2 separate regions of the Mus musculus genome follow, and region 1 is linked to region 2. Evidence: chromatin loops called from intact Hi-C (ENCODE). Cell type or tissue: left cerebral cortex. All regions are shown on one strand. Links, peaks and the distances in the headings refer to the core of each region. The heading gives the core; the rest is flanking DNA.

The links. A loop is a pair of places that touch in the nucleus more often than their neighbours do. Peaks named below come from ENCODE experiments on the same cell type or tissue, not always from the same donor. Only the 100,000 strongest peaks of a DNase experiment are listed, where the experiment ranks them.
Region 1: a loop joins it to region 2, with 4 times the contacts of the local background. A loop is called at or near these places in 4 of 42 quality-filtered maps.

The regions. Positions count from the first base shown.
Region 1 is chr1:192,059,712-192,069,132 of GRCm38, reverse strand. Traf5 (TNF receptor-associated factor 5) reads left to right here. Exons shown (of 14, transcript NM_011633.2): 3 at 2,182-2,239; 4 at 6,390-6,491. Among named protein-coding and RNA genes, the nearest start is that of Traf5, 28 kb to the left of the region's middle. In left cerebral cortex, for the core only: no CTCF peak of the experiment used is centred there; DNase peaks (open chromatin) are centred at 7,315 and 8,015; H3K27ac peaks cover 324 bases.
Region 2 is chr1:191,980,778-191,998,395 of GRCm38, reverse strand. It overlaps Rd3 (retinal degeneration 3), which reads right to left. Exons shown (of 3, transcript NM_023727.4): 2 at 14,835-15,146; 3 at 10,114-13,184. The coding sequence starts at 15,130. The coding sequence ends at 12,893. It overlaps Traf5 (TNF receptor-associated factor 5), which reads left to right. Exons shown (of 14, transcript NM_011633.2): 14 at 389-1,193. The coding sequence ends at 966. It also overlaps the pseudogene Gm32460. Among named protein-coding and RNA genes, the nearest start is that of Mir3473c, 9.0 kb to the left of the region's middle. In left cerebral cortex, for the core only: no CTCF peak of the experiment used is centred there; DNase peaks (open chromatin) are centred at 7,257 and 8,192; H3K4me3 peaks cover 1,108 bases; H3K27ac peaks cover 631 bases.

The DNA.
Region 1 (9,421 bases), core at 6,905-9,404, 71 kb before region 2:
GTAACTATGGAAGTTCATTGCATTCCTTATTATGTAGCCTTTACTTACTGCTATGAGGAGGGGCACATCCTATTTTTGATTCTAACTTTATTATATCTTACTAGCAAAACAATTAAAGCCACCTCTTAAAACTTTCTTTCTAAGATTATTTGAATCAAATCAGAAATTCTATAAAATCATTAATTCATCTAAACAGCATTAACTCATGAAGGTTCATCTTTATGATGATCTGCAGGAAATCTGATCAATAGGGGTGGGCTAATGCCCAGGGATTACTATGTAAATTTATAATGACAGGAAAAGTGTATCAGCTATAAGAAACAATCCTGAGATGAAGTCTCTTCGGGGCCTTGCCCCTCAGAGCTCACCCACTGCAGACAATGCAGAAACAATGAGCCACTTCCAGGAAGATAACTTGCTAGCCTTAGCCTATCCTGGATGGCTCCTGGCAGCTGTCAACGCTGGAAAGCCTGCAATAACATAACGCCATGAAAATACTCAGGGCTAGAAAGGGTTCGTTGTTGGCTCACAGCTTTACAGTGCCGGTTTGTGATTGATAGGCTTTGGAAATATAACAAAGCAGGCACATCGTGGTGGGAGGACATGCTGGAGCCCAAACAGTCACCTGCATCATCCAGGGAGGAAAAAGGGGAGAGAACAGTGCATGGGGCCCCTTCTCCCCTTCAGAGACACACCATCATGAGCCCACTAGGCTCCACCCCTCCAGAGCCCCACCCCTCCAGGGCCCCACCTCTCCAGGGCTCCACCTCTCCAGGGCTCCACCCCTCCAGGACTCCACTGTGCCTTAGGTTCTCCGGGGAACAGAATCCATAGAATATACATTAAAAGGAGGGTTATTGGAATGGTTTTCACAATGTAGTCTGGGCAGTCCAACATGTGCCTGCATGTAAAATGGCTGTGAACCTGGCAGTTACTTAGTCCACCAGGCTGGATGCTGCAGCAGCTCCAGATAGGCTCAGAAGGACTGGCAGAGTCCTGGAGAGCCACTACTCTCCAATACACATTGGAAGGGCAGTGGCAGCAGCGATGGCTGCAGCAACAACGGAGTAGATGCACTAACAGTCAAAAGTGGCAGTAGACGAGTAGTGCTGCTTTTTCCTGGGACTCTTTATGTCTGGGTACAAAGATGCTGCTGTCTCTGAGGGAGGCACTCCCTTAGGGAATCCTTCCTGGCAAAAGCTCGCCCAGACACAGGTCTCTTGGTTGATTCCAGAGCTAATCAAGATTAACTTTGACACAAGCCTTCCCAGCAGCACCACCCTGGGGAATCACAGCTTTATTTAACTCATGGAGTAGGGGAGCCTCTTAACATCTAAACTGTAGCAATCTGGGTCATGCCACTTGTTCGAAACCAGGAGAGCCTGGAAGCAGGCTTTGGAAGCTTCTAGAGCTGAGCATGTCAGGCTGTAGAAGGGGCTTCAAGACAGGTCCTCACTCATTCCAGTGTGTCAGCACTGTGTGCTCACTTCTTTGCTCCAGTAAGCTCTAGGTTCTAAAGGTGAAGAACCCGGCCGTCACACTGTACTACAGCCTGCCTTTCCCTTAGATGGAGACCAGAGATGGAGCCATTGACAGTCTGGGGGACTTGTGTTTGATGGCATGCTGGTAGGTAGCTAGGCATTTTCCAGGAAGGTTGTAAGACTGTGAAGTTCCTGATACAAGTCTTAGTTAGGGTTTTATTGCTGTGAAGAGACACCAAGACCAAGGCAGCTCTTATAAAGGAAAACATTTCATTGGGGCTGGTTTACAAGTTCTAAGGTTTATTATCATCATGGCGGGAACATGGCAGCATCCAGGCAGACATGGTCCTAGAGGAGCTAAGAGATCTACATTTTAATTCGCAGGCAACAGAAGGAAAATGGTGCTACCCTGAGTGTAGCTTGAGCATAGAACCTCAAAGCCCCCCCCCCAACAGTGACTCACTTCCTCTAACAAGTCCACACCTCCTCCAGGGCCACACCTCCTAATAGCGCCACTCCCCATGGGTCAAGCATTCAAACACATGAGTCTATGGGGGCCATTCCTATTCAAACCACCACAGCTGCCTTCTGGGTAGAGTACACAGCTTGTGCCAACACAGAGTGGCTGAGTGCTCTTGGAAAGACTGTTGAGGTTAAACACTTAATTAACTTCAGCCCTCTTTTTTGGTTTCCTTTCTAGAGAATTGAACTCGGTGCCGATCTGCCCGGTAGACAAGGAGGTCATCAAGCCTCAGGAGGTGAGGAGGCCACTGCTCTGGCTTGGGAGTTGGAGAAGGTACCAGGGTGACTTCCAGGCTGGAATAGGACAATGTCTGGAACTGTCCTCATTACCCATAGTCCTCTGCTGTGGGTCAGGTCAGACCTTCCTCGTGTGGGTTTTACTGAACACTCACAGGTCTCATCCATTCCCACACTAGTTCCAGCCACACCAAGTTGCTAGAAAACATAGAACACCCAGTTTGGGTGGTGGGGGTTGACCTTCTAGTCTAGATAACCCTTAAAACATTGTTCTGTTTAATGACAATTTTGATACAGTTTATATACCGTAAAGTTTACCTTTCTAACATCTGGTTCAACAGGACTTAGTGTTTTCAGATTCGTGTAGCCACTTGATGTGTCATGTCTCCCAAGAAGAAATCCCATGTCCATTGGCTGTCACCTGCCCACATCTCCCAGCTCACGAAAACCACAATCTAGTTTCTGCTTTAATTTTGCTGCATTTTTTGGGTGTTTCATATAAATGGGACCCTGCCTTTTCTGTCTGAGTTCCTCCACTCAGCATGTTCTCAAGGTTCATCCCTGTGGTCAGTTGAATTAGTATCTCATTCCTTTTCATTGCTATATACTATTCTGTTGTGTGAATATATCACACTTGATTTCGCTATTGGCAGTTAGTGTACATTTGTACTGTGTCTACTTTTTGTACCACTATGAATAATGTTGTTATGAATATTCATACACAAAGCTTAAAATTTTAAAATATGGGGCTGGAGAGATGGATGGCTTAAGTTTTAAGAGCATACCAGCTGTTTTTCTAGAGCAGTGGGTTCAGTTCCCAAAACCTGCATGATGGCTCATAGCCAACTGCAACTTCAGTCCCAGGGAATCCAATGCCCTCTTTTGGCCTGCACAGGCACTGTATGCTCATGATACATGGACATGAAGATACACACATATTATATATATCTCCCAGCATACCAAAAAAAGTTGATACATAATATTAGGAGCTTAGGGTGTGATTAGTGCAGACTCCTATTCATCAAGCTGATGCTCACTTTCCAGTCCTGGAAAAAAACAATTCATTACCATGGTTATATCCACGATCTACAAGTCTACTGAAAGAAGCTAACATTGCTGTTACATTGTAGCTTCAGAACATGGATGACTCTCATGCCCAATTCATTTGTACAAACACCTGGGTATGGCACTCCTGGGTAACTGTGGCAGCCCTGAGTGTAACATTTCAACAACTGCTGAGCTGTTTTGTAATTTTGTACCTCCTTACAGTGCATGAGGGGTCTATGGCAGCAAATCCTCATCAAAATGTGTTCTCAGCTTTTCTGATGGGCTGTTCTAATGGATGTGAAGCCTTACTTATCTGGGGACTGGGTCAGTTGTCATTGATGGCTGGTGACACTGTCAATTTAGCTGAGCAGCTGTGTCTTATCTATTGGAATGCTTCTTACGATTCTGTCTGTCTGTCTGTCTGTCTGTATGTCTGTCTCCCTCTCTCTCTCTCTCTGTGTGTGTGTGTGTGTGTGTGTGTGTTGCTCTCACATGTCTGTGCAGTAACCATAGAGGCCAGAAGAGGGCATCAGATCCCCTGAAGCTGGAGTTAAAGGTAGTTGTGAGCCACCAGATTTGAGTGCTGGAAACTGAACTTGGTTCCTCTGTGAGAGCAACAAATGTTCTTAACCACTGAGCCATCTCTCCAGCTCCACCTTTGCACATTTTAACTTAAAAAAAAAAAAACTCTAATTGTTGGATTATTACAAGTCCTTTGTTATATTCTAGATACCTGGGGGGAGGGGGGTTCTGCTGTTATCAAATTTGCCAATATTTTTCTCTTATTTCATAGCTTATTCTCACTTTGTTCATGGTGTCTTGGTGAGAACACAGATAGTTCTCAATTTGTTGAAGTTTAGTTTATCTGTTTTTCTTTCCTTGTGGGTCTTAGTTTGCTTCTTTGTTACTGTGATAAATATCAGGATCACAAACCCTTGGGGGGAAATGTCCGCTTCACCTTATACTTCTAGGTCACTGTCCTTACACTTCCGGGTCACGGTCCATAGTCTAGAGAAGTCAGGGCAGGAGCTGAGGATGTGGGCAGTGCTGCTTTCTGGCTTGTTCCCTATGGCTTGTTCAGCCTGCTTTCTTCTACAACCCAGAATCACCTGCCTAGGGGTGACACCACCCACAGTGATCTGGCCCCTCCCACATCAATCATCAATCAAGAAAATGACCCACACACATGCCTACAGACAAGCCTGATAGGGGCAATAGTTCTTCAGTTGAGTGACTCTAGTTCATGTCAAGTTAACCAAAAACAAAACAAACAACAACAACAGAAAAAAAAAAACAAAACAGAATTGACCCCTTGTCAGTGCAGCACACTATAAACCATAACCATTTTCTTCTTTTGTGTTCCCAGGGCTATGTTAATGCTAATAGCAAACACATTAAGACATTAAAAGTCCCACTATCTTTTAAAAATTCAAATAACTTTTCAAATGCAACATCTCTTTAAAATACCTAGTCTCTTAACTGTGGGCTTCTAGCTGGGCAGTGGTGGCGCACACCTTTACTCTCAGCACTTGCGAAGCAGAGGCAGGTGGATCTCTTGAGTCTGAGGCCAGCCTGATCTACAGAGCAAGTTCCAGAAGGGCCAGGGCTACACAGAGAAACCCTGTCTCAACTAACCAAACAAACAAATGCACAAACAAACAACAAAACCAAATCAGTGGCTTCCTGCAAAATAATAATAATAATAAAAGCTAAATATTTCTTATTTCAAAGAGGAAGAACCAGGGCACAGTTATAGTCAGATCAAAGCAAAACCAAATCCAACAGTATAAACACTTTAGTGTCTGACGCCTGAGACTTGCCATTTTCTTTACTTAGAAAAGGTGTGGTCGTTCACAGAGCTTGTCCAATATGCTCAAGCTGGTACCATGCCAAGCATGCCACCGTCCTTGGTAATTGTCCCAAGGTCCTGGCTCTCCAGTAAGTTTGGGTCTCCCCTACAACTGAGGCTGCACGTTTGCCAATGGCCTCCTGGCCTCTCTCCAGGGCTTCAGTTCTGCAGGATGGTGGGAAACCTCACCTGCCCACAACAACTATCAACCCTGCAGCTCTCGGACCACCAAAACCACGGAACAACACTGTGCACTGGTTGCTTCTCCCAGCTTGCTCAACTTCCTTTCTTGTATAGTCTAGGCCCACAGTGGGCTGGGTCCTCCCACATCAACTGGCAGTGAAGAAAATGCCCTACAGCCTTAGCTACAGACCCATCTGACCTGAAAAATTCTTAAACGGTCATGAAAAAAGAAGCCCCAAAATTATGCTATATTTGCAATCTCCTGGAGTCTTAAAGTATTTTTAAATAACTTATTTTAAAAATCAAGGGGGCTGGAACCATGGCTCAGCTGTTAAGAGCACTTACTGCTCTTGTAGATGACCTAGGTTCGGTTCCCAGCACCTACGTAAGGGTCTCAGGTGTATCTCCAGTTCCTGGAGATATGATGCCCTCTTCTGGCCTCTGTAGGTACCTGCATGTACATGGTGATTAAGTAAAACACCTAAAAATTTTAAATCAAAGACTAATGATCTGTGGCACATGGAGATTATATGCTATTCGAGTTTCAGTATCCATGAGTGTAAGTGTTTTATTAGAACAGAGTTGTGCCTGCTTTTGTAAGTGTTGTGGATATCAGAGTTGAAATTTGGTCGCCGGGATGGTTACCACATAGCCTGCCTCGCTGACAGAATTTACTCTGATCTTCACAAAGGAAGCATGCCAAATACACACTCTGGGCTGAAATAGCCAGTCAGCACAGCAGCAGGGCACTGACACTTCACGCCAGAGTGGGAAGCAACAGATGTACCCTTGGCCACAGCCCCCTCGTGGCTTAACTGTGGGGTCAAGTTCACCCCCTGCTTCTCCTCACTACAGCCTACCGTGTTGAGCACTGGGCGTTCGTATAACTTGCCAGAAGTATGTGTCTGAGGGGGCCTTTACTTTCAATGTGGTTGTGTGACATTTCCGTTTCAGCCACTGCCTGGAAGTTTCCATCTGCTGCTGAGATAGCCTCGAAGACCAATCTCACCAGAGCTTCCGTTCACAGTCGCACTCGGGAGGGCGTGAGACTGATCGCATCTGTCTTTTAGGTGTTCAAAGACAACTGCTGCAAAAGAGAAGTTCTCAATTTACACGTCTACTGCAAAAACGCCCCCGGGTGCAATGCCAGGATTATTCTGGGACGATTCCAGGTTGGTATCCTTGAGACCCATGCTGTCCATGGGATTCCTCTAGTGACACCCACTTATCCTGTCTGTGATGGTCTGTGGTTGAGCTTTGTAAAGGAGTTCCCTGGGTGCCTCTCAGATTGTCCCAAATCGACCAGGACCATGAAAACCTAGAGCAGAGGTTCATTTTGTAGCAGCAAAAAGACAGCATGGTCTGTGTACTAGGCCTATATGTGACCATTGAGTCAAGAAGAGGGTATGGGACTTACCAGGCAAAAAGAACACTCCAAAGCCAGCTGGTGGTAGTGCACTCCTTTAAGTTCCAGCACTCAGAAGGCAGAGGCAGGCAGAACTCTGAGCTCAAGGCCAGTCTGGTCTACAGAGCAAATTCCTGGACAGCCAGTGCTACACAGAGAAACCCTGCTCAAAATATTGGAGGGAAAAAAAAAAAGCATCCATCAAGGGTGCATCATTCTGTGGGGCTGTGAAGGATCTGGAGACCCAAGGGTAGGGGGCAGCTGTGACAGGGCACAGCTGTGACAGGTCAGCTGTGACTGGACAGGGCACAGCTGTGAGACTCAGGCCCCTCCCTCAAGGAGGGTCTCTTGTGGGCTCTGGTCTAATGTTTGTGATCCATAAAGAGCACCAGGCCAGGCCAGGATGTGCTGTGCAATGAGACCCTGAAGAAAATGTGCAGAGGGGTCAAGGAAGGGCAAAGGGAAGAGGCTTCCTGTCAGATGCAACTTCATCCAGCTGGGGAAGGCTCAGCCCCCACCAGGCACTGTCACACCACTCTCGAGTGACTCAACCGCCTCTAGCTTCCAGGGGATGGCTTGGCAGCTGCTGAGATTTTCCCTTCACACCCACACAGTTCGGAACATGCTTGTCAGATGACTCAGCCCTTTATCAAGCCTCCAGAAAACTTACACACACAGGCCTACGCACACACACCTACACACATACACACTCACACATACATACAACACACATACAAACAACACACAGACATAAACTCATACATCACATACACACAACACACCTACACACACATACACATAGACACAACATACACATACATCTATATACACATACACTCACACATCACATACACACAAAACATCTACATGCAAACACACATTTGCACATACATATACACACAACACACACATACTACAACACACACATACTACAACACACATGCATAACACACACCAATACACTCACATAGACACACAACACATACACAAACATGCACAAACACACACATATAACACAACATACATACATGTATACAAAACACACACATGCACATGTGCACCTACACACACATGCACATATACATACGCATACATACACACCCTGGGCTTTGAGGTGACAGAGGTGTAGATGATTTCCCTGTCACCACGGGAGCACTACCAGGACTGCATTTTTCCCGTACAACAATCTGTTGCCACTTGCTTTGGGTGACAAATTCTAGACAGGACTTCTTGTCTAGCTTTGTGATCACCAAGCCTGAATGAGCTACAGAACTCCGTAGAGACCAGAGCACAGACTCTAGGGAACAAGGACTGCTTTCTACAGATGTCTACCATTCTCTCTCATGCTGGTCTCCCAGCTCCTGCGTGGTGAGGCGCAGAGTCTGACAGTTATAGAAGAGTTTAAGTGACAGTTCAGAGGAACGTCGACGAGAATATCAAGTTAGTGCAGGGTTTTCAGTTTTCTTCCTACTAAAGGCAGAAGAAGATAACTTTAATCTTTATCCTGAGGGGGAAAAAACTCCTCAGTTGCTTTTACTTGAGGACAGGCAGCGAACTGCTTCTGTTGAAGAGCCAAGGCTCCAGAGGGAAAGCTCAGTGGTTAAGAGCACCAGCTCTTCCAGAGAACCCTCATTCAATTCCCAGCATCCATGTAGTGGCTCAAACCTCCTCTAACTTCTGTGCCAGGGGATCCAGTGTTCTCTGTTCTTCTTGGGTACCAGATGTGGATACGGTACACAGACAAAATACCCACGCACATTTAATTAATTAATTAATTAGTTAATTAGTTAATTAATTAATTAAAAGAGAGTTGATAGTAAAATTATCTAGGCCTTGCAGTCAGTGCATCTCTCCCCCAGGTCTTCAACCCACCTCTCCATTAAGAGCCTGACTTAGGGTAGATGAGATGGCTCATCAAGAAAAGGTGCCTGCTTCCCGGCCTAATGACCTGAGTTTGACCTCTGGAACCTACGTAGTAGAAGGAAACTGACTTCCACGGATGTCTTCTGACCTCCACAAACACACTGCCATGCTGTCTGCACCCCACCCTTCACAAATAAATAAATGCAATGAATTTATTTATTTTTGCATATAGATATAGATAGTCTCACTATGTAGCTCTGACTGACCTAGGACTCACTAAGAAGACTGGGCTGGCCTCGAATTAGAGATTCACCTGCCTGCTGAGTGCTATAGTTAAAGGTGTGCTCCACCACCCTTGCCACTTAAACAGAAAAGCCAGATAGTCACTGGCTTGGGCTTTGCAGGCTCTGTGTGGCTCCCATTTCCTCTTCCCTCACCCTTCAGAACAAACCAGCCCTAGCAGTATGTGAACAAAAAGCAGCTCAGAAAAAGAGGTGGCTTCGGAGACAGATAAACACTGTGACACATCTGGCCAGTGGGCTTTAGTGGGCCAGCTGCATGGCACTGCGGTGCCAAGAGACAGGTTCTTGGTGCCTCAGCGCATCATAGTGATTTGGAGAGGTGAGGTGTTTTCTTTGTCTTGCCTGTGACAAGCCCTGAATGAATATTGTCAATGATTAAGGGCATCCCAGATTGTATAATTGAACAAAACCTGACTGCCCTCCTCCTGCCCAGGAACCTGCCTTCCCTCTCCTCTTTCCCAAAATGTGTCTCCTTCAGCATTATAGTCTGTATTCCCTTCTGTGGAGTCGATTTGCTTCCTCCCTCCCTCCC
Region 2 (17,618 bases), core at 7,149-9,648:
AGAACTACATCAAAAGACTGAAATACTACTGGGGAAGACACTCAGTATCAACCTCTGGCCTCTGTATGCCACAAGCACCTCACAGCCAAACACATGCAAGTATGCACAGACACTTACATCACAAGCACACTCGTGTGCATGCATGCACACACACACAAACACACACAGTTAGACGGGCACAAGGCTCAGCATGAGAATTCACTCGAGGTGAATGTCCAATGTGTCTTATACTCAGGCAAGCTGAGAGTGAAGAGGGAGGATACATCCATGTCTGCTTGGCGTCAGCTTACCACGATTGAGTTAATGTTAGCAATGCATGTAGTAGTTCACAGGTAGTGCTCAGATGACAGGCCCGAGCTGCAGCCTCCTGTCCTGTGTTTCCTTCCAGTTCTTTTAGAGGGGGAGACCAGCAAGCACGACGCACACATTAATATCCACAAAGCACAGCTGAATAAGAACGAAGAGCGGTTTAAGCAGCTGGAGGGCGCCTGCTACAGTGGCAAGCTCATCTGGAAGGTGACAGATTACAGGGTGAAGAAGAGGGAGGCCGTGGAGGGGCACACAGTGTCCGTCTTCAGCCAGCCTTTCTACACCAGCCGCTGCGGCTACCGGCTCTGTGCCAGGGCGTACCTGAACGGGGACGGGTCGGGGAAGGGAACGCACCTGTCCCTGTACTTTGTGGTGATGCGCGGTGAGTTTGACTCGCTGCTGCAGTGGCCGTTCAGGCAGAGGGTGACCCTGATGCTTTTGGACCAGAGCGGCAAGAAGAACCATATTGTGGAGACCTTCAAAGCTGACCCCAACAGCAGCAGCTTCAAAAGGCCAGATGGCGAGATGAACATTGCCTCTGGCTGTCCCCGCTTTGTGTCGCACTCTACTCTGGAGAACTCCAAGAACACCTACATTAAAGACGACACACTGTTCTTGAAAGTGGCCGTGGATTTAACTGACTTGGAGGATCTGTAGTGTTACCTGATAAGGAAACTTCTCAGCACAGGAAAAGGTGTGGCTGTCCCTTGGGCGCAGCCCTCTGGACTGAGCAGGCTCTTGTTCTTGTCTTCCTGCCTCCGATGTCTGATGTGTCATCTTTTTATCTTGGATCCTTCCCTGGTTTGAAACTTTAAACTCTTGAAATATTGCTGTTATTTATATTTTTGTATCTTCCAAAAAATTATAATAATTTGACAACAAGGCCTGGGGCTCCTCTCTCTCACTGAAGTCTGGGAAGTGTTTTCAGGGAGTCCAGTGCTCAACGGGACTGATACAGGGGCAGAATTCCCACTGACACTCGTTGTCATTTATCAGCTGACTCAGTGCTTCCACACCTGAGCCTAGGCCTGCAGCAGCCATCTTGTAAGAGACAGGCAGGCTGTGCCAGTCAAGTGTGGGCAGTGTAGCTACATATGCTGCATTTGGACCACAGATCTTCAGGGAGATGCCAACCGCTTGGAAATCGCATCGCCCTTTTGTGTTTTATACAGGATCCACTAGCTGCATGTAAGCACAGTTTGCCAAGTTGTATAACAGCTAGGAAATGGGTCGGCTCTTCGTCCTTCTCCACTAACACAATGGGTGCCAAGGAGTGGATGTTTAGTGAACCGAAAGTTCAGAGTTCATTAGGTTTGACCAGGTGAGAAGTATTTTCTTAGGTAAAATTGTCAACTATACCAGTTCACACAACTCAGCCAGGTGACCTTTGCATGGCAGTGGGTGTGAGGATGAGCAAATTTGTTATGACAGAGAAAAATATGAGAAAAGGACAAAAGGGGAACCTGTTCACCATGGATAGCAGCTGTCTGAACCCTTCTGTTCTTCTGGAAGAACTTTTAAATTCATATGCTGACCAAAAAATGAGCATTTGTAGAAACTTGCGGAGTTTCCTGTCAACATTTTGAGTGCTCTGAGAGCAGAAATGACCGGGTTCTTGTAGATCTGTCTTTGCAGTGGTTCTCAACCTGTGAGTTACGACCCCTTTGGGGGTCAAATGATCCTTTCTCGGGGGTTGCCTGAGACCATCAGAAATCACAGATATTTGCATTACCATTCATAACAGTAGCAGAATTACAGTTATGAAGTAGCAACAAAAATTATCTTATGGTTAGGGGTCACCACAACATGAGGGGCTGCGTTAAAGGGTCACAGCCTTGGGAAGGTTGAGACCCGCTGGTCTTTTGGGTCTGTCTGTCCCTTCAGCTCAGTAAGCCTCAGACTGATCTGCCCTCCTGCCCTGACTGAAAATGGGATCCGTGCCATCCTCCACTGCTCATGTAACATTGGCTCCTAAGCACGGAAGGACAAGTGTCCTGGGACAAGGGTCACGTTAGAGGCACAGGGGAGGCTATGCTCTTGTAGATGGCGCTTAACCTGTGTAAGAGACAGAACCTGGGCTGCAGAGATGGCTCAGTGGCTAAGGGTGCTTGCCGCTCTTCCAGAGAATCTGAATTCAGTTCACAGTGCCCATGTCAGGTGGCACTCCAGCTCCGACATCTGATGTCCTCTCTCTGGCCTCTGTGGGCATCTGCACACACCTTCACATAGATGCTCACAGATAGACAACCATAAATGAATCTTAAAAGTAAAACATGGGGCTCAAGAGATGATTCAGCAGTCAAGACTGCCGGCTGCTCTTTCAGAGGACACAATTTCAATTTCTAGCACTCACTCGGAAGGCTCACAACCACCTGTAACTCAAATTCCAAGGGATTCGGTGCCCTCTTCTGGCCTCTGTGGGTACTGCATCCATGTTTGCAGACATGCATGCAGGCAAAGCACCCAGCCACACAAAATAAAATACTGCTTTTAAGTAGAAACTGCTTACCTGACTAGCCTCTGTGAGTCCAACAATCCTCTTAATCTCTTCTGTGATCAGTGAAGATTCTAGAGCCACGCCACAGGACTTGTCCCAAAGGATGGAAGTTGAAAAAGCAGATGTAGCATAGAAATACACTGTACCTTTGCTGGTGAGCAGTGATGGCCATGTACTTAGAGTAATCTAGGAGTCCAGTCTCTAGCCCACAGGCCAGACTGGGGGGGGTTCTGTGGTTTGTTCACTATTTCATGTCTGTCTGTATGTATGTGTATATACATACATATATATACATATATATGTATATATACGTGTGTGTGTGTGTATAGTGTGTGTGTGTGTATAGTGTGTGTGTGTATAGTGTGTGTGTGTATGTGTGGTGTGTATGTGTGGCATCTCCCTTCATCAGTGGTCGATTCCATTGATCCATTACTAACGGCATTATGGGTGGTAATGAGACCCAGCTGGAGGAAGTGGGTCGCTGGGCTATGCCTTTGAAGGGCATGTCTTGTCCCTCGCCTCTTCACCTGCCCCTCCCTCCACTTTCTCAGATCTAAATGCCCTTCCACCATAACACTCTGCCTCACCACAGGCCCAAGTCCGTGAAGCCGAGAGAGCATGGAGCTTCTGAGGCTGTGAGCTGAGCTGAGTTCTCCATCCTGAGCTGTGGTTCTGGGGTACTGTGTCCTGGGATGGAAAAGCAAACAAGCACCGCCTCTAATTCACTTTCCATCCCATGCAGCCACACCCGTGTGTTGTGTTTTCCAAGATGTGCTTGCAAAAAAGCATCCTAAAAATATTCTTATCTTGGGCCCAGCACCTTGACCAGGCAGCACAGTGGAGCTAGCTCTGGAGGCGTAGGTGTGGGTGAGCAGGCCTAAGGGCATGAGAGCAGGAAAGCTGCGGCTGCCTCCTGTCGATGGCAGCACTGGGTGGACTAGCCAGAGCAGTGCTCAGAGCTTGTGTTGCAGTACAGATAAGGGAGAGCCAGTCAGCGCACTGACCAGCTCAGGGGCCACCCAGATATCATCTGCAAATTGCTGGGATACATTGAAAAGGCCAGTCTTACTGATTCAGAGCTGCAGGATCTCCATGACACAGATCAGCAACAGAAGTAATCCTAATGAGGAGCCAATATTGATGGGGTCACAGAAGCCAGAGACCCCCCCGAACCAGGCCAGTGATTCATTGCAATGAACATTTGCAGATGAGGAGGGATATACACTGTGGGACACACTGTTACTCGCTACAGTTCCACGATGAGATGTTTTCTAGCTTTGTTCTCTCTCTCTGTCTCTCTCTGTCTCTGTCTCTCTCTCTGTCTCTCTCTGTCTCTGTCTCTCTCTGTCTCTGTCTCTCTGTGTGTGTGTGTGTGTGTGTGTGTGTGTGTGTGTGTGTATTTTGTTGGGGGAGGTTGCAAGGAAGAAAGGTAGACATGAGGGAAGGAGAGAGGAACAGGACTGGGTGCGTGAGGTGAAACTTAAATCAATAAAAGGTTTTTTTTTTTTTTTTAAGAATAATAGGAATAAAAGAAAGAGTTGAATCACAGAGAAAACCTGTTTCCACTCTCTTCTCATTTAGAGACACAACACTACAATCCATCAAAGGCGGGTAATGAGAAATGAATTAGTTTTTATTTTATTTTATTTTATTTTATTTTATTGTGAGGTCAGGGAGGGAACCCAGGCCCTTACTCATGGTGGACAGTCATCCCACTGCTGATCTTCAGCCCAGCCTGTGTCCATGTCCGGTGCCTTCCTCCATAGCATGGCTGAATTTCACCATGTTAGCGTTCATCCTGTACCCAACAATGCATGCTACTTCAAAGTTTATTTGACAAATCAGTTTTTAGATAATCATCTCTCTGTGTGTATGTGTGTATGTTTCTATGCACAAGTACACATGTGTACATGTGTCTAGAAATTAGCTCCTGCTGCATTTTAAATAGTAATGTGCGTTGTACTAAATCAACATTGCGAGATCTAAAGGTGCTAACCTTGAAATAAAAACACTTGCTAAAAGTTTTTGTCAACAGTTAAAAGAAAACTAACAATTTTTTTAAGATTATAAAAAACTTTCTTTAATCAAGGCTTGTAACATGGAAGAGATCTGTCAGACAAAATGCAAAGTTTCCAATACATTGAAACATAAATCCATAAGTCATCATAAATATAATACCCAATAGTAAAAAACACATCAGCAAATTCACACCATCCTTGTAACAGCCATGATCTAGATTTCACATGCTTCTGCCAAATGACTAATATGGCCTGCTGGATCCCGAGCACACGGGGGCTTTGAGGTCACACTCATCTGACAGGGCTGTGGCACTGGTGGCTCAACTCCAGAAGCAAAGCAGATACCAGCACATTCAAACAGTGTATCCTTTACATATCAAAGTGAGAAATAAGAAAGCGACATGATCACAAGATCAGAAAGATGGTAGGGAGTGAGGACAGCTGTGGAAAGCTCGAGGCCGGAAGGCGGTTCGCTGGCTTCATTTCTTTGGCTTCTTGGGCAGTGGCCACCGGAACAGTGAGGTTCTGGTTCATGGATCATATAGTGGAGCCATCCCTGACTCTGCTGAACACCGAGCTTCCTCCATTCAGATTCAGACATCAGATGGGTTTTAGGGACCAGCTTGGCTATGTCCTTGGGCAACATGACATGCCGGTACTCGAACTCCTCGTCGTCGTATATGTCCGAATAGTAGATTTGTTTGTGGGACATGATTGCTCTGTCGGAGGGCGCTCAGTCCCGCGCCGAAAACTAACAATTTTTTAAAGGCTTCTAAATATTAACAAATGTTAACAACCGTTTATATTCCTGAGGAAAGTGTTCACAAGCCCACAGAGGCTGAGTTTTCTATCATGTTCTGTCCTGTTGTCCTGCTCAAGTCCAGCCATGGTTTCTCCGCTGAAACAAACACAGCAGTCCCAAAACACGCACTTCCTGTCCTGGCTGGAATTTGACTGGGGAGGTGGAGAGGAGATGGGATCTGGACAAGACCGACCGGAAGGAAGAGGACATTCTGGGCACAAGCTCTTCCTCTCCTGAGCTTCTGGTCCTGCTCGGGCCAGGCACCCCTGCTAGATCCCCACCAGGCACCCAGGCTTCAGAACACAGGGCAAAAGCTGTCACATGCAGAAAGAAAACAGAGCCTCCCAGCAAAGCTGTGAGGGGAGGTAGGGAGATTCAGCCAGCTGTGACACTGCCAAGGACAGAGTTGCCTGTTGTCATGGAGATGTGCCCATAAGAACTTCTGACTGGGCCTTATAGGTCACAGCACCTCAGGGTCCTCTCAGGAACTGACAGGCCCATGCTTCTGGCCGGGCTAGGGCTCCTCCTCCTGCTGCACCCCTCTATGCACTGTGCCCACTCAGAAGGACAAAGCATCCACTGTGCTCCTCACCCAGGGACTCAGCCAGCTCCCCCCTCACCCCTTCTCCTGCCTCCATGTGTGAGAGCCTTTGGTGCAGGAACTTGGGTGTAAACCCAAGTCTCTTCCAGACACACAGTAAGCACTTTACAAATGCAGTGAGAATGTGATGAGAATGTGGATTCTCTAGGGTGAGAATGTGGATCTCAACCTAGAGTTTTCCCAGAGCAGAGGCAGAGGAAGGAGTCTGATGTACCTGTACCACTGCTAAGATTGCTAGTTCTAAGCGAGGGTCCGTGTCTGATTTCAGTTTATATCTCACAAGTTATGACTGACACATAGCAGGTGGGCAACACGGTTTATTTCACTTACTACGCTGGCTACTTTTATGTCAACTTGACACAAGCTAGAATTATCTGAAAGGATGGGGCCTCAAGTGAGAAAAAGCCTCCATAAGATCAGGCACGTTTTTCTTAATTAGCGATTGATGGGGGAGGGCCCAACCATTGTGAGTGGTGCCATCCCTAGGCTGGTGGTCCTGGGTTCTATAAGAAAGCAGGTTGAGCAAGCCATGGGGAGCAAGACAGTAAGCAACACCCCTCCATGGCGTCTGCACCAGCTCCTGTCTCCAGGTTTCTGCCCTGTTTGAGTTCCTGTTCTGACTCTCTTCAACGTTGAACAATAATATGGAAGTGTAACCCGAATAAAACCTCTTCTCCCAACTTGCATTTTGGTCATGGTGTTTCATCGCAGCAATGGAAACCCTAAGACAGTGTCCACCGGGAGATGAGTCAGGAGTGGGGCTACCTGAGTGTTCCTCCAAATGAGATGAAGCTAAGTGCTTGTTGCTCAGGAGGCTCTTGGAGGGTTATCTGAGAACACAATGACAAGTGAGGGTGACTCTGTCTGGGTCACTGTGCCCCTTATTTTGATAGTGCCTTTCTTCTCACTGCTGCACTTGATAGATGCATCTACTTGACATGTGACCCGCCACAGAGAGGCAGAGGAACCCGGACTACAGCTCTGCACCTGTGATCAGTCCTGACGGGCGTGCACATAGCAGTGGAAACACCCACACCCCTAGGCTCTTTTCCATCTCACTCCAGCACATCTCAGCACAAGCGATTGCTCATGTGCGAGAGGCAGGAACCCCCGAGGAGAGCCCTGTGTGTATCATCACCCCTGAACCCACTTCAGTATGTGGAGGTGCCCATGGTGATTATAATTCTAACACAGAGCAGCAGGTGACAGTCTCCAGGGAAGAGGGCCAGGCCAATATGTATGTTTATGTCTTAGTTTTCAACAAAGGTAAAAAGAAAATTTAAATGTAATAGCAAAAAAGTTTACGGAAGAGAATATAAAGAAATATTGGAGAGGGCGTAGTATATTTTGGGAGTTGGAAAGACAGATCAGTGGTTGAGCCCTGGCCACTGCTACATTCATGAAGGCAAAGCACCCATACACAAAAAATAAAAATAAATCTTCTGAAAAAAATTGTCTAGGAGGTGAACATCCGAGAATGTTTCAGAATGCTGTTCTGCTGTCAAAACACTCCATGTTTTCAAAATGATTTGACCACTGCTGTTTTCCACAGACATTCACTGCAAACTCCCCCCCCCCCCTTCAATAATTCTACACTGTCTGCAAGATAAAAGCCTTGAAGTTCTGGCTTAATTCTTTTTAGTTATAGTTCCTTTTATTTTCCAAAGTCAGGGAATTTTTTGAACTTGTAACTCTGGGAATGGAGAGCCTCAACTCTCCCAACATTGAATACAAAATATTATGTGAATGTGCATTTTGTTTCCAGTACAAGGTATAGATAGCTTTAAGTGTTCAAAAGATGTGACTTTCAGCTTGCTGTCTATACCAAGCGCACGGTGTCTCTTACTGCCCACCCTGCTCTGCTGCGGACCAGAAACCCGCCCACCACCCACAACCCGCAGCTTGACAGACAGAACCAGGCTGGGCGGGACTTCCGGGCTTCCATCGCAGGAGAGAACAAGCGAAGGGCGGGGCCAAGGGCTCTTCTGCCTATCGTGGTGGTGGGGGGGTGTTGAGGCCACTTCCGGTTAGGGCGTTCTGTTTGGGCGCTCTCGGCTGCTGGCCCCTCCGAGCCTTTCCACGCGTGGTGAGCAGCCAGGCCTTAGGACTAGAGTTTGTAATCGACTGTGACAGGATGGCGAAGGTTCCCCAGACTTGAGACTACGTGTTTTCGCAGGTTAATTCCCCAGGTTGCACGCCCACTTCCGTCTTCCTTTACTCTTAAAGGGAAGTGATTTTTCTTCAGGTTTCGGTGTATTTCTTTTTAGGTTTGGCTCTGGCAATTTTTATGCCAGAGTGTGGAGGTTTGTCGACTGGTCGTCCTGATTTCTTTATTCGACCTCTGTGTCCTGGTGGTTTGACTGGAAGACTCTTAGTTTTGTAGGCAAGGATGTATTTGTAGGTAACAATTTTAACTTTTCCCAGGGGTCCAGCACCTCACCGGATCCACCTAAGGGCGCTTACTAAAAGGTGGCATCTTATGTTTTGCCAACTTTCTGGTAGACAGCTTTTTAAAAGTTACACTGTTCATTCCCTCCCTCGTCTGCGAGCCATTTTTTATTATTCTTTTACATTAGAAATGACTAAGGTGGTGGCGCACGCCTTTAATCCCAGCACTTGGGAGGCAGAGACAGGCGGATTTCTGAGTTCTAGGCCAGCCTGGTCTACAGAGTGAGTTCCAGGACAGCCAGGGCTACACAGAGAAACCCTGTCTCCGAAAAAAAAAAAAAAAAGAAAGAAAGAAAGAAAAGAAATAAGAAATGACTAAGGTGTCCCAAATATTTTCATTATCGGTCTTGGAGGTGATCCTATCTCTTCTCCGCTGTTTAAAATAGTAGGTTTTCCAGTGGTGAGCCCTCAAGTGCAGTAAGTGAATATGAGTCATAGCACCATGCTGATAAAATTCTGAGAAATGCAGAGACAAAGCAGGTGATACAGAAGTGGCAACAGATGCAGTAAGGGAGTGTGGGATACATGGGCCAGCTCTGAGCCTATCACCATATCCCTACGAGCCCCCAACAACATCCAGATCAGACCCGGCCTCCACACCTACAAGGGCAGCACACCCCTAATCCTTTCTCCAGTCAGGTGTGTTCTCCACAGTCTTTCTTGCACAGTCCTAGTCTCCACTCAGCCTGTCCCTGAAGATGTGGATTCAAATATTCACACCATATTGTTCTTCACATCTTAGACGGATAGTGACCCAGACCACCAACCCCATGGAACAGGCACTTTTTTCAGACCAGCCCAGAATTCCATGCTTTCTCAGCTTGCTAGCAACAACAGGCATGGCAGACCTCCAGAGTATAAGTGTTTGGAACCGGAAGTACCAATACGGCAGATAAACTCAGACCTCTCATGGAGTGTGCTACACACACATTCCAGAAAGACAGTGTTTTGGAAGCAAAACATTTCTTCCTCTTAAGACTTTGTAAACAGCTCTCAAATATGTCCTAGCCTAAAAGACAATTTTCCATGGAAAATTAATGACATGTAATGACTGCAGTAGCTATTTGTGGGTTAAAGTAAGCATGCAGGTCAAACCTGCATGATAACAAACTACAAAGAATGTGGTTTTGTTATGGCTGATTATCCTCAGCCTTTTTTCCTCCTTGTGTGTGATTCAAGTGTGCACTAGAAGGCTCCTGAAGTATTAAGCCAAGCATGCACCCCCTACCCAGAATGGCCAATAGGTTTTTATTATTTCAAATTAGTAAAAATATGTACTATTAATAGCTATTCTTTACTGGTGCAAATGGTTGGCACTTTTTGCTGCTTTCCTCATTTATGAAAGAATTTAAAAATCTAAAGCCAGAGAAGAAATTAATGTTATGTAAAATTACATTATATACATATATATATATTAGAGAATCTTTTGTGTTGAAATATTTTATCAAATGGCCACAATTTATTAATTTACTGTTTATCAACATGATACTCCATAAACAATCTTCCATTGTAGAATTATAGAGCACTATGTGATTGAGCATAAACAAATCATAATTTTCTGATTGATGTGTGGATGTATGAGATTTGATGAGACCCTCACTCTCAGAAACAAAATGCAAGGAGTCATATGTTGGGAAGAATTTGGGTCATTTCAGCAGGGACTAGGTATTAGATAATATGAAAGTTTGTGTAGATTTTTACTAGCAGAACAGCTGTGTGTTTGTGTTTCAAGACAGGGTTTCTTTGCGTAGCCCTGGCTATCTTGGAACTCATGCTGTAGACTACACTAACCTCGAACTCAGAGATCTTCATGCCTCTGCCTCCCAAACTCTGGGGCTAAAGATGTATGCCACCCTAGATAGGTAGATGACAGACAGACAGACAGATAGATATCCCCAACTTCTGGGATGTTCTCTTTTGCAGAGCACACTGAAGTATTCAGGCATGAAGAAACATATCTGAGATTCATATTAAAGTATCCGCCAAAATTTTGGGTTGAGAAATTAAAACATGAAACAAAAATGAAATTAATATTATTAAGAATTAATAAGCATTAAGGCTCCCTTTACTTTCTAGAACTTAAAAGTTCTCATACCAAGTAAGAAGCACCAGAACTAGGATGCTGCGCCAGCTGCGGCTCAGCGGGGGGGATGGGGGGGGCTCCCCCTCCCCTCCAGCCAACGCCAGCCCCTCAGCAGACACCTCTGTTAGCCCTGAGTCTTACAGGACCTGAGACCCTCACAGGCTTTAGTTAGCATCACAGCTAAGGTGGGACAAAGCAGAAGAGTACTGAGGAGGTTGGCAGGGACAGCAGTAGCAGCTGCCTGTCATGCAAGAGCAAGCTCACTACCTCAGGTTTTCCTTTTGTTTGAGGAGAACAGAGAGACCTGGAAGAAGAAATCAGCAATCAGTAGTCCTCCCCTGAGGATCCTCGGAACCTCCCTCTAGGCAAATCAAGCCCCACAAGGGCCTCAGGCAGGAGGCTTGGCAAGCTCTGCTTCACTCAACATTTCCTCCCAACTGTGGAACTGTTTGTTTCAAAGCCTTTCCCATTTGTTCTTGGTGTCACATTCAAAGCACCCACAAACCCATTGAATCAAAGCAAACCCCCATCACAACACAGGTCACTTTGTGTGGAGGCTCTGCCCTGACCTGCAGAGAGGGGTTGCCGCATCAGCTGTTTTTGCCTTCGCAGGTGGAATTTCCCCTCCAGAGTTGGGAATTCTCGTTTTGCCCTGATAAGAGAAACCTGTTCTGAGAAATGGAAACCTATGCCATTGGCAGTCAGCATGAGGTGATCTACGTCATCAGTCACATCTAGGGGTTGGGCTTATGGCTTTTGCCTTTATAAGCCTGCTGCTTTGCAATAAAATTGAACCTTGATCAGAACTTTGTCTTAGCACCATTTTTCTTTCATCCCTGTCCTTTAATTCTCAGAACCCCTTTCGAGGTACCTACATTGACTGGTAGTCGAGGGTCGACTACAACTTTGAACCTCTATCCAAAGTTTGGCAACTGAGTGAACTTCTCAGTATCTTCCAGTAGAAGATATGTTTAAAATGTTTTTGTTTAGAAGAGATTATACTAATGAGCCAGTCAGCTCCTTCATCCTGGCAGCGATGGGTAAGAGGAATGTGCCATCCGATCATTATCCAGATCCCAGTGAAGCAACCCAAAGCCACATCATTCAAAAAGAATATCTGTGCAGTAGACTCAGCACTCAAGAGGCTGAAGCAGCCAAAATAGTGAGACCCTGCCTTGAAGGAGGAGGGGCGGGGAGGGCAGGAGAGCAGACTTCCCATTGAGCCAGACTATATGCAGTACCTAGTGATTTTTCTCCCATTGCATTTTATTTGGACTATAAGGTTCACATGCACTGGGTGCTGGGGACACTCTTTGCTTGCCCTGAACCTTACTTCTACCCCAGATTGAGGTGGGGGACATCCACTCATAGACCATCAGAGCATGAGGCTGCAGGAGACTACCCTGGACTGCTTTGCTCAGGTACTTCCTAGGGAAGCTGGAGAGCAGGTGTGAACAGAAGGATCCCTAGACTTCAGCAGCAGGTTCGCAGGCCTCCAAGCCCTGACTCTGGACTGGCCATGTTCCATATGATGACATCGCAGGATGGGAGTTATGATCATCCTGCCTACCCCTAGCCACCTTTCTCAGACAGCAGCCTCGGCCCCAGTGGATGGAGATGTAGACATTGGTCCCACCCTATCATAGTCCAGCATTCAAGGACTCAGAGGCAAGAACAATGCCACATCAGAGGGATCAGAGTTAAGGCAAAAGCAGAGACTCTTGGAAGACTTCCTTTTTTCACTCACTAGCTGAAGAGTGGGTTGAACAGTCTTCTGTGGGCCCCACCAGCTGCCCTGGGCCTGAGGCTGTGGGTCCCCTGCAGTGAATGTCATCTGGTCACCAGTAAAGGTGCCATGAATGGATAGGGTGAATGGGGCATCCCGGAAATTGGGATGAGTATGTGGGCCTTGTGTCTGTGTCAGGCTGGGAAGTGGAGACCTTTTTGCGGAGAAACAGGGCTCAAGTCCTGACTCTGCCCAGGTATCCAAGCAGGTGTGCTCACTGGGTAGTTGGCTCCGTGGTCTAGCAGTGTTGCTTGATGGGTCTCCTGGTTGGGGTAGGTGGGGAGGTTCCGGCGCTAGTGACAGAGTCACCAGCCCGTTATTCCTCCTGAGGGTGATTGCCCTGGGTGGTCAGTCGGCCTGGGGCGCCCTGAACTCCGGCATGCTCCAGGTGCGCGGCGGGGGTGGCGCATCGCGCTCCACATCCTCCGAGATGGTTCGGATGTCACTGGCAAAGGGTGCGATGCGAGCGCGGGTCTTGAAGGACGACAGGCTGCCGCGGGGCCTCAAGCTCCACTGACGTGTCAGCTTATGGGCCTCCTCCTCCTGCTTCATCTTCTCCAGGGCCTCCTGCAACACGGAGCGGAACAGCCGCGCCACCTCCTGCACCTCGGGCTCTCGTTCAGCCAGCAGCTGCCTGAACCTGGGGGCACATGACCGTGATGGACTGAGCATCTCACAAGCCAGAAACTCCCAACCTTGCTCTTGTCCCAGTCAATCTTGAGCTCAAATCCCAGTTCTGTTCACCTCTGAGCCTCAGTTTTCTCACCTGTAAAAGGGTACACCTGCCTTTTCACATGGTACGTGTGCTCATATGCAAGGAGCCTGAAGCCAGCCCATGGCTGACAGGGACAAAGTTCTGAGGTGTGCACTGTAACTGCAGCCTGGCTGTGGGAGACTGTGTTCACCCCTCTGCCAGTTCCACCTGCCCCTGTGATTACTCTGAGATGCATGTCTGCAATGTCATGGTGTGTCAACATGGAGACCTTCTCCCCCCAGCTCCGTGTCTCTTCAGGGGATGGACAAGCTCTGCATTCCTACTGGCCCTGCTCCTTCTCAGGAAGGCCGCTGGTGGCCTCCTTGCTCCTTGTGTGTCTCTTTAGCTGTTTCCTCTGCCTAGATTTCTCCATAGAGCTGGATTCGTCCATTTGATCCCTTCTTTCCTCTGCCCTCCAGAGAGCCAGCATTTGGCAGAGGCAGACAGGAAATCCAAGAGGAAGTATGGCTCTAACCCTGTGCCCCCTCACTGTGGGTTTAGCCAGCCAGGTCAGGTGCCCCCTGGCATCAGCTTGGCACTCTACCCCTGTCCCATTTTCACTTCTGAAGTAAATGCTTTTAGGAGCCTCCACCATCAATAGAATCAGAAGAATGGGAGAGCTCAGGGGCACCAGCGCGGAGACTACAGAAACCAAAGAGGAAATAGGGGCAAAGTCCTCCTTTCAAGGGAATTTCAGAGAGGAAGCACGGGGTGGGCAAGTGTTGGGGGCTACTGGAGGAGTTGGACTCAAAGTCTTTACTTGTAGATTTGTCCTTTACAAACAGAATGCTGACAAGGAACTCCTGTGCATTTGGGGTCGGTCCTGAATTTGTACTGAGTTCACCAGCTCTATGGGAACAGAGGGAAGGTCCACAGCCTCAGGGAGAGAGGTTTAGGTTCTGTCCTGTGCTACACCAAGCTTTGCACATGTGGTGCCCTGGGCTCTCACACACTCACACACTTGGCTGGGCTTCCCTGTTCCCTCTTCCCCCCACACACTCACACCTCGGGCTGACAGTGTCAAACCTGATCGGAACAGAGTAATTCAGACACCAGTTTTGGAGAGATTGCCTGGGACAGGTCCTAAGGAAGGAACATGGAGGCTGAGGCAGCAGGATTGCTGTGAATTTGAGACTAGCCTAGGCTACATAGTGAGTTCTAGGTTAGCCTGGGCTAAAAGAAGAGGAAGAAGAAGGAAATGAAGCAGGAGAAGTTGGAGACATGGAAGATAGGCGTGTGACAAAGGAACCATTGTTGACATGCATACTTGCAACCACCCAGCAGGAAGAACAAAGAATTTACAAGCTTTGAGTCCAACCCATCCCAGCCTGAGGGCCTCTAGAATCTGCCTCCAGCCCCAGATGAAGCCTCCCCCAAGTCTGATATTCCTCACCCTATTTCTCCCAGAAATAGGAGATTTCTATTCTATTTCTCATGCCATCTGGCTCTGATTCTACTAGCCTTGGGCTCCTGCGACTCCAGTCACCTTCTCTGGAGCTAGTAGGGTCACGGTCCCCATCCCAATGCCAGGGTTACCTGAGGATGGCAGGCCCACAGTAGGATGGGTGGATCTTGGCACATACATCCTCCAACTGCAGCCGCTCACCAGGGCTGATGTCATAGGTGGGCCTGGGCGTGTTTGCCAACCAGCTGTAGTCCACACCAGTGCAGATCTTCCTGACTGCGCTGCGACGCTCCCTCTGTTGTCGCTCCACCTCTCTCATCTGCCCAGCCAGCTCCATCATGAGCGTCTCCAGCACCATCTCGGCCGGGGTCCGGGCCGAGAGCCGGGGAGGGGTGTCGTTCCACCGGAGCCACGGGATGAGGGACATGGCCCCCCAGACTCTTCTGAGACAGAGAAGAAGGGGAATGTGTCCCTTGTCAGCAAGGAAGGAACCCAAGACACCAAGAAAGAGAGAGGCGAGTTGGGCCCCAGCTGAAAGCATCCCACCCATTACAGATGTGAGGCCTCATGTAGGCCACAACCTCTTTGAGCAAAATTCTTAATTATGGAAAACAAAATAGGGCCATTTGAGAAGCAGCTGTGAATAACCTTGGCTCACCATAAGCATTGCATCAAGGTGATGTATGCAGCCATTTTGATAAGAATCCCGAAAGCATCGTGATGGTTGAACCCAGAGAAATTGTTCCCCAAACCTCACTATCCATAAACAAAGCAGGTACATGTACAGATGAGCATAATAATATCCCCATAATCTGTGGGGAAAAGTGCACACAACACAAACACATACAGAGCAAACAACATACAAAACACATACCCATACAACACACATAGCAGGCACAACACACACACATGCACACATTCCCTTAGATACTTATGTCCCATGCCAATCCAACAAGAATACATTGTTTCAAATGCCTCTGGTCTAGGGACGATACACTTAGAAATGTGTGGGTTGACATTGCCCTGATAAAACAACCGACCCACCATCATAATTCATTAATCCAGTAAGTGTTAGCCAAGTTCAGTGGAGGGACACCATGAAAGTATCTGGGGTCCCTGGGGATAACTGGCACAGAGCACACCCGGTATCTATGGGGAGGGGGTGAACATTAGACAATGAAGGGAGTCAGAGGAGGGTTTGTGAATAAGCAGGGTGAGAATGGGGGCAGACGTCACACACGGGGATGGATAGAGATGATGGCCAGGGTAGAAAGACACAGCCTGGGTCTGAGGCATTACACGGGGCTGCCTGGGCAGGACGCCAGGCAAAAATCCAACTCCAAATTGATCAGACTTCAGTGTGAGACCAGAAATTCTACAACTATGAGAGAAAAAAGTTGGGGAATGCTTCAGACACAAGCATCGCAAGGCCCTTCTCAGTAGGACTCTAGTTACTCAGGAAATAAGGACAACGATTCACATATGGGACCTGGTGACATTTTAAAAGCTTCTGTACAGCAAAGGAAAGTTAACAGAGAGGAGGAGCCCACCAGACAGGGGAAAACCTCTGATGGCTGCACATGTGATGCAGAATTAGTATCTAGTCTATATAAAGAGTTTTTAAAAACAAACAAGACATCAAATAAGTTAATAAAAGGGCTGATGATTGATGAAGTACAAACACCCAGTGAACAGGGAAGTGTCGAATCTCACTAGCCCAGTGGAGACCTGAGCTGGTCTGTAGAGGCAGATGTTCTTCAGGGGCTAAGGGTGGGTGGGCCTCCTGAGCCCTGAGCTCTGTGAACCCTAACCTTCTGTGGCCCAGCTTGGGGGTCTCACTGGAAAGGAAGAGCCTGTCTCAGTTTTCTTCTCCCCACCCCCATGCCCCTCCACACTGGCCCTGATCCAACAGCGGCAGGATTTCTGCTGCAGCTATTTCTGCTCCTGATGCCAGCTGCTACCCTCCCCGCAGGAGGCTCTAGGGGCAAGCCCGATTAAGTTCTTAAGGCAAGGCTCTGGGATGGAGAGGGAGCGTGGAGGAAGGGAAGATAGCTGTGGACAGCTGCCAGCCAGGCAGACTCTGGGGACCAGACAGGCTCTGTGTGATCTGCCCTGGAAGATTGTGGCTCCCCCTCTCCTCACTGCCCGCCCCCTCTGGAGGCATTGCTCCCCTCAGAGGCTGAATTCCCTGGCAGGCTTCCAGCTCCCTCACACTCTAGCTTACCACTGGAGCCTGTGACAGGGACCTTGGTGACCTCAGAGCCTGTCCTGGAGGCCTGCTCCCCACTCAGACAAGCGACAGGCATGTGTATTCACACACACACATACACACATACACACATACACACATACACACACACACACACACACACACACACACACACCTATAACTCCAGTATAAAACAAAAATAATCGTTTTCTCTGAGGTTTTTTGGTATTTGTTGTACTTTCCTTCAACTTCCCAGCATGTCAGCACATGGGGTTCTCCACCTTCAGGCACAGGCAGTACGCTGGGCCAGCCTGAGGTCTCAGCATTGCTGGGCCCTGGGCCGTGCCTTCCACTGCTCTAGCTGCGATGCTCCCTCAAGAAGCCCTTTCAAGGATAGGCATGGTGGCGTATGCTTGTGATTACACTTTGGAGTCTGAGTGGAGCGTCTCTAGAGAGAGCCACTGTGAGGCTTCCACGGGAGACTGCACTCCTGGATGGAAGGCACCTCTGTCTTCAGCGTGTGGCCATCTGAGAGGACACTCAGGAAACCTCCATGGAGACCTCACTGTCACATCCTATCCTGACCATCCAAGCCTTCAGTTCCTCATCTACACACAGGGTTGACACACCATGCCGCACACCACCCAGAATGTTTGTGACACACAAAAGCAGCTGTGTCCTATGCAACGCCTGGTCTGCCATCCCA